Linked DNA regions of Homo sapiens: region 1 is linked to region 2. Evidence: chromatin contacts called from ENCODE Hi-C or POLR2A ChIA-PET data. All regions are on one chromosome and are shown on one strand. The core of a region is the stretch at or near the end of the contact, and the rest is flanking DNA. Distances in the headings are between cores, read along the strand shown.

Region 1 (3,274 bases), core at 48-2,547, 77 kb after region 2:
GGAGCTCAGATTTCTAAAGGATGCAGGACTGAGTCATGCCACTGGGTGAGCCACTGAGACCAGCAGAGATGCTAGCTGAAGGTGAAGGAGATCAAGAATGGACAATGTGAAGGGAGATGGTGAGTATAAATTGAGTTGCAGCAGCAGTGGAGCTGTAGTTCACTCTATTAACTTTCTCTTTTTAAATTTCCTCCAGAAAAAGAAGTGCACCAGTGTCCTGAAGGAGTGACTCCCAGAATTTATACAAAGAATTAGATCTGAACTGTACAGGGGTACATTGGAGTAGATGTTGTGATGTGCCCTCCACCTCCCCCTTCAGGAATGATGCAGACTTATTCCCTTACCTGCTGGGATTATTATCAGAAAACAGCCTTGGATGTCACCTTTGTTCGGCATTTGCCCTTGTCAATGTCATGCTCCCTTCTAAGGAGAGCCTACATCCAATGACTGGTTGATGAAGGAGTAAAAAGTATCCAGCCTCTGTGCCCCAACCTGGCATCATTCTGGAGGACCGTCAAAGCTGCAAAGATCCCTGTGGGTGTGGCTGATGTGTCACTTGAGAGTGTATCACAACCCAGCTAATTTCTCTGCTTACACTGCTTCTTTCCTTAGAGGTTGAAGGTCTTACAGTGAAAGTAAGAGGATTATGAACTCGGCTCAGGACAACTCTTTCATAAAAGGAATTATTAATGTGTTTTAATGCCAGATACCTTCAAAAGGGTTTTTGTCACATTTAAAATTATCGTGGGAAAATTTTTATACATTAACCTGGTGTCTTTACGGTATTAATTTTTTTTTTTCTTTTGGAGACAGAATCTTGCTCTGTTGCCCAGGCTGGAGTGCAGACTGCAGTGGTGCCATCTCAACTTACTGCAACCCCCACCTCCCGGGTTCAAGCAATTCTTGTGCCTCAGCCTCCCGAGTAGCTGGGATTACAGGCACAGGCCACCATGCCCAGCTAATTTTTTGTATTTTAGTAGAGACAGGGTTTCACCATGTTGCCCAGGCTGGTATCGAACTTCTGAGCTCAGGCAATCCACCTGCCTTAGCTTCCCAAAGTGCTAGGGTATTAAATAGGGAAATGACACTAAAAGAATAATGCATTGTTATATCATCAGGAGTTCAATCTGAAGGGGGCAAAGGATGCATAAGTAAGTTATTGTAACGTTACCATCACTCCCCAGTGGCTGGCATGGTAGGGCTGGAAGAATGGGAATATGTTTCCAAGGTCCAGAAGGAAGAAAAGGGCACTATGGGCAGTGGGAATAGCACAGGCCAAGCACAGAGGCGGAAACATGCAGCAGGTTACAGGGTGTGGCTGGAACGCGGAGTGCTGAAAGGCTGCAGATGAGCTTCAGGCTGGAGATGAAGAATAAATGAGTCAATCAAATAGGCCCACAATGCCAGCTGCAACTGAAATTCAGTCCAAAGTAAAGCAGTGCTGTTTGGAACTAGCAATTTCAGCCACAACTATCTTACAGACTTGCAAATTAGCTAAAAGCTGACTAAGGTGCTTTGGATTGAGCCAAGTATTTTTAGCGACCTTTATCAATAAGCAAGCACATTGTTAACCAAGACTGGGAAGTAGGAAGTATGTGTAGTTTATGACTTTAACTGATACCTGAATAGCATCTGTGGTTACAGGCATGGACTCTGGAGCAGGCTGCATCGGGTCAAATCTTGGTCCCCAGATGTACTTCCTGTGTGACTAAGGATACTTCTTTAACTTATTTGCACACTACTGTTAATCTCTAAAATGAGGATAACATATACCTATCTCAGGGTTGTTGTGAGAACTAAGTAAGTTACTATATGTGAAGTACTTAGAACTATGCTTGATACATATTAAGCATGAGAGAAAAAGAGAAGAGATGGGAGATGGAAGGAATGGAAATGCCAATGAGTTAGCAAGGAGAAAAATTATTCCCTGTGAGTGATCAGACAGTCATAACTAAAGGTATCGTTTCATCCTTTTTCCAAGGAATACCTGAGCTATGACTATGCTAAACAATTGTTCTTACATGATTCACTTGAGTGTCTCTTTAGACAGCAACCACGATCTGCAAAGGGTACAGTGCTCAGGGGGCTCAGATTTCTAAAACATGCGGGACCGAGTCATGCCACTGGGTGAGCCACTGAGACCAGCAGAGATGCTAGCTGAAGGTGAAGGAGATCTAGAATGGACAACGTGAAGGGAGATGATGAGTGTAAATTGAGTAGCAGCAGCAGTGGAGCTGTAGTTCACCCTATTAACTTTCTCTTTTTAAATTTCCTCTGGAAAAAGAAGTGCACCAGTGTCCTGAAGGAGTGACTCCCGGAATTTATGCAAAGAATTAGATCTCAAGTGTACAATAACTGAATTGTACAATACTATCAAGTGTACAATAACTAAATTGTACAATAGTATCCAAGCTCCCCATGGGCAGTGCAACCGGCCAGTGTACATCAATTAATCTCACCACCAGAGGCAAATGTGTCAGAATGCTCACTGTGACTTGCTCCAACCCACTGAAGCAACTGCACTTCCTATGTTTGAATTGGGTCATATTTCAGTGCGTCTGTGACCCACTACCTATTTGTGTTTCTATTCTTGGATATTTTAAAGGTTTGTCTTGAGGGGTGGATGGGGGAGACCATGTAGGCCTGTAGTGGAGTTTTTTGTTTTGTTGGGTTTTGTTTTGTTTTTTAGAGCCTGAAGACCAGGAGCAGAATGCCCTCATTTTACACAGAGAGACACTGAGGAAGGAGGACTTTGGTACCTCTGAGCCAGGCAGTGGCGAAGAAATTTAGAAATATGTCTCTCCTGGATGTTTTTGCTTGTATATGTGTCAGCATTTTACTGACTCAAACATAAAATTGAGCTTTTATTTACTTGGGGCAAGCCATTATTCTATAATATTTGATGTGTCTAACTCATTTAAAATGAAAGGGAAATGGAAACAGTACTTTAAAATGAAAATAGGGTTTCATTGTTCTTAGCTTCAGTATTCTTTAACTGCTTCGCCTCTGGAGTCAGTGTGAGGTTCTTAATCAGGGTTTGATTCCAGAAGCAGCTAATTATTAATCTGGGCTTGTACAAGCTACTAAACCTCTTAATTAATAGGTAAAATGATATCTACCTCCTAGGATTTTGTGAAGATTAATAAGTTAATTAGAGGACATAACGAATGTGAAATCCATTGAACATAACAGGTATTCAGTAAATGTAAGTCTCCACTCATGCCTGTCCTGTCCTAAGAGATAGAGTTTTAATGAGGACACCACTTAATTTTAA
Region 2 (3,109 bases), core at 298-2,797:
TCCTTCCCCTTCCCACCTTTTGGGGATGAAGGCACCAAATCATTTCCACTTGCCAGAGAGCCTTGTCTCAATAGCTAGTTTCCTTACTGTGCCCCACAGAGGGGAGCTGATTCACATAAGTGGGCAGGTTTCGTTTGAAATCTTAAAGTTCTCATTTTCTATGCAAAGAATGGAAACTCAATTTTCCCAAAAGTTCAAATCAAAACTTGCCAGTTTTACAAGTGGAAATTAGCAGTCCTCCTCCCCGTTTCTCCTTCCATTGCCAGGCTCAGCTCCTCTCACCCCAAGTACCTTCCTCCACATCTCTCCTCTCCCTCTCCAGAAAGCCCTACCTCCAGAGGGTGGGAGGAAGTTAAAGCGGCCCCCGCTGTTTACGCCCGGCCCTGCCCTCTCCTGCACTGATTCTGCTCAGGTCTTGATAGGAAGAGGGGGGCGTCCACGCCCCGCTCGCTCCATCCCACCCCATCCTTCGGCGGGAGCAGCCAGATCTGGCCAAGAGTGGGAGGCGCTCCCAGATCTGCCTTTCTCTGCAGCTCCTTGCAGCTCCTGCGAAGCTGCTTCCCAAACACCGAGAACCTTTTCCACCCAGGAAATGTGGGTCCAGCCCTTCCCCAAAGTAGAGGCTGGAAACCACCAGCGAGTCTCTACACCGGAATATTAAGGGGGTGAAAGTAAGGACCAGTCAAGAATGGTAGCGCATTCGGCCTCTAGACTCCAGAGAAGGAGAACAATGTCTTGAAACCAGGTGCAGAACCTCCACCTCTCCTGAGCATCGTCTCGGGAAGAACCAATCCATCCACCCCACCCCAATCACTACCACCAAGTAATGGGGCAGCAGGCTGCTAGGACCTAAAGCGCTGGCCTCAGCGGCAGCAGCGCCCACATCTGGACACGGCCCTCTCCCAGTGGGCCTCCCGAAGGCACAGGACCAGATGCACACAATGGGCATCCCCACACCTGCTGGGCGATGGCCCACCTCCCCCAAGCTGCTCTCCCGGGTCCGCTGAGCGGTACCAGGCACCCCCGAGACACGCGCTGGCAACCACGCGCGCAGCGAGAGGTGAACAATGGGGGGTCAAATTCGCCAGGAAACACGTCCCAGCCTTCTCCCCCGGCCAGAAGCGACCGCAGCGGAGGGAGTGGGCATAGGGGTCGCACTGGACGCAGACAGGGAGCTGGGAGAACCGGGCGACCCGGGGCCGCTTCCCGTGGGGCGCGGAAGGGACAGGAGGGATCCCCAGCCAGGGTGGCCGCTCCGCTCCCCCCCGCGGCCTCCGCCGTGTGGGCATCCCGAGGAAGGGGGGCCCCGATGAAGGGGCACCGGAGAGTCCCGGGCTTACGGAACGCCCCGGGGGTGCGAAGTCGGGTCCGGCTGGGACCCCGGCGCCGCCCCCGGCCCGCGTCTACACTAGCCCCGCGCCCGCCCCGGGAACTCGGTTACCGCCGCCTCCGCCGCGGCCCCCGCCGCGTCCTCCGGGGCCCGGGACAAGTCGGGCTCGCAGCTCGCGCCGTCCGTCGCCATCTTCCTGCTCTAGCGGATCCGAATGCGAGCTCGGAGCCGCGGCTCCGGACTCAGCCGTCTCCGCGCGGGCGGCACTTAACCCGCTGCTGTCCGGGACGCGGGCGCCTGGAGCCGGGAGCCGGGAGCCGCGGCACTCCCTCCGCCCCTCGCCACCGCCCTCGCCGCTTAACCCGCTGCGCGCCGGAGCGCCCCGCCTCGGTCCCGCCCCGCGCCCCGCGTCCCGCGCCCGGTGGCGCCAGCCGCGGGCTCGTGGAGGTGCGAGAAATGGGCGCACGACCTGGCTCCGCTGCGGCCCTGCGCGGGGACTGGGGATCAAAGACCACGGAAGAGGTGAAGGCAGAAAGCGCCCGAGGAGCGTTGCATTCCGCAGAACCCCAACCAAGCCGGAGAAATCCGTGCACAGACCAGATTAAATGTCAGGCCTCCTGAATCTGAATTCTCTGAAAGATCAGGGAAAATCCTACACTTCAGCTCCCTCTATCCCACCGCGAGGAATCACACAGGGCACCCCTTTCTTCTTAAATTGCTCTTTCTTAAATTTCATTGCCGCCAGGGTGTTTTTATCCTCCCTATATATATACACACCTGGCTCTGATTTATTCTATCGTTGACTCTAGTGTTTCTCCAAAAACAATTCTCAGATGAAAACGATTTGTCTGTCCTGTTTTCTTTTAGAACGTGGCACCAGCCCCTCAGCTCCTAACTTTCTATACAATCTCCTTTTCAGGGAATGTGTAGCGGGCTGTTTTATATTCTGTGACCCCCCTAAGTCTGAGATCTCTCCTGAAGGACTAACTGAGAAGTGTTAAATGTCATAGCTTTAAAAGCTAAATGTCATGTCCTCTACTTTTGAGAGAATTTAAAAAAATTACTCCCTACGTGTGAGGACACGTGTACATATACACCAAAAACAATCAAACAAAAGCCGTATTTGTAAAAATAGATTTTATGGGAATTACACGTCTCAGAAGATTTTTCATGAGATGAGTGAATTAGGCCCAAACGCTTAATCTTCCCTTTCCACATCTAATTCAGTTCCTACCCTTTGCTGCCAATTTCCAGAATGTGAAAATCTATCACCTCACCAAGACCATATGGTACAGCCCTTCCCAAATCACCAGATCCCTAAAAATGTGTCGAATGCATAAAATCAAATTGAGACATTCAAGCTGTGTCTCAAAGACGTAAAATCAAACCACAACCAAATCTTGCACTTGAAATTTTGGAAGATGAATGACTAGAATGTTCAGTCCAAGGGTTACAGATCAAAGCTTTTTTTTTTTTTTTCCTTTTTTCTTTCTTTCTTTCTTTCTTCTTTTTTTAATGGCAGGCTCCTAATGAAAGGTTTTGACTCTTTAATTGCTCCACTTTCCAAATTAGACCCAAATATGACACAAACCAGGGCAGAGAAAATCTTTTCTGCAAAGACCCTGAAAGGGATTGATTAATAAACTGTGAAAAGTTCCCTCCCAGAAGAGAGGTCAAGAAAGAACTTTACCTAGAACTCTGGGGCTAAAAGTCAGAGGCTTAGAAATCATCTCCAGGTTATCCTGTGAGTACAGGTACTTATTTATTTATTTATTTATT

Evidence for each region. Hi-C counts contacts between places; a loop is a spot of excess contacts on that map. ChIA-PET counts read pairs that join two places held with the same protein, here RNA polymerase II (POLR2A).
Region 1: a loop to region 2 is called in a map of PC-3, with 4 times the contacts of the local background. The contact joins the enhancer-like site here to the promoter of CTTNBP2 in region 2. A Hi-C loop is called at or near these places in 3 of 168 maps with a recorded cell type or tissue (A673, PC-3 and chondrocyte). POLR2A ChIA-PET finds 5 or more read pairs at or near these places in 1 of 52 experiments (A673).

What each region holds. Positions count from the first base shown.
Region 1 is chr7:117,949,439-117,952,712 of GRCh38, forward strand. No RefSeq gene overlaps it. Among named protein-coding and RNA genes, the nearest start is that of CTTNBP2, 78 kb to the left of the region's middle. RefSeq lists an enhancer at 1,198-2,397. Within about 2 kb of position 1,298, at least 3 of the 41 ENCODE cell types and tissues checked have a DNase peak (open chromatin) inside an H3K27ac peak, as active enhancers do; they include PC-3, where a contact is called at or near this core.
Region 2 is chr7:117,871,894-117,875,002 of GRCh38, forward strand. It overlaps CTTNBP2 (cortactin binding protein 2), which reads right to left and starts at 1,548. Exons shown (of 23, transcript NM_033427.3): 1 at 1,442-1,548. The coding sequence starts at 1,522.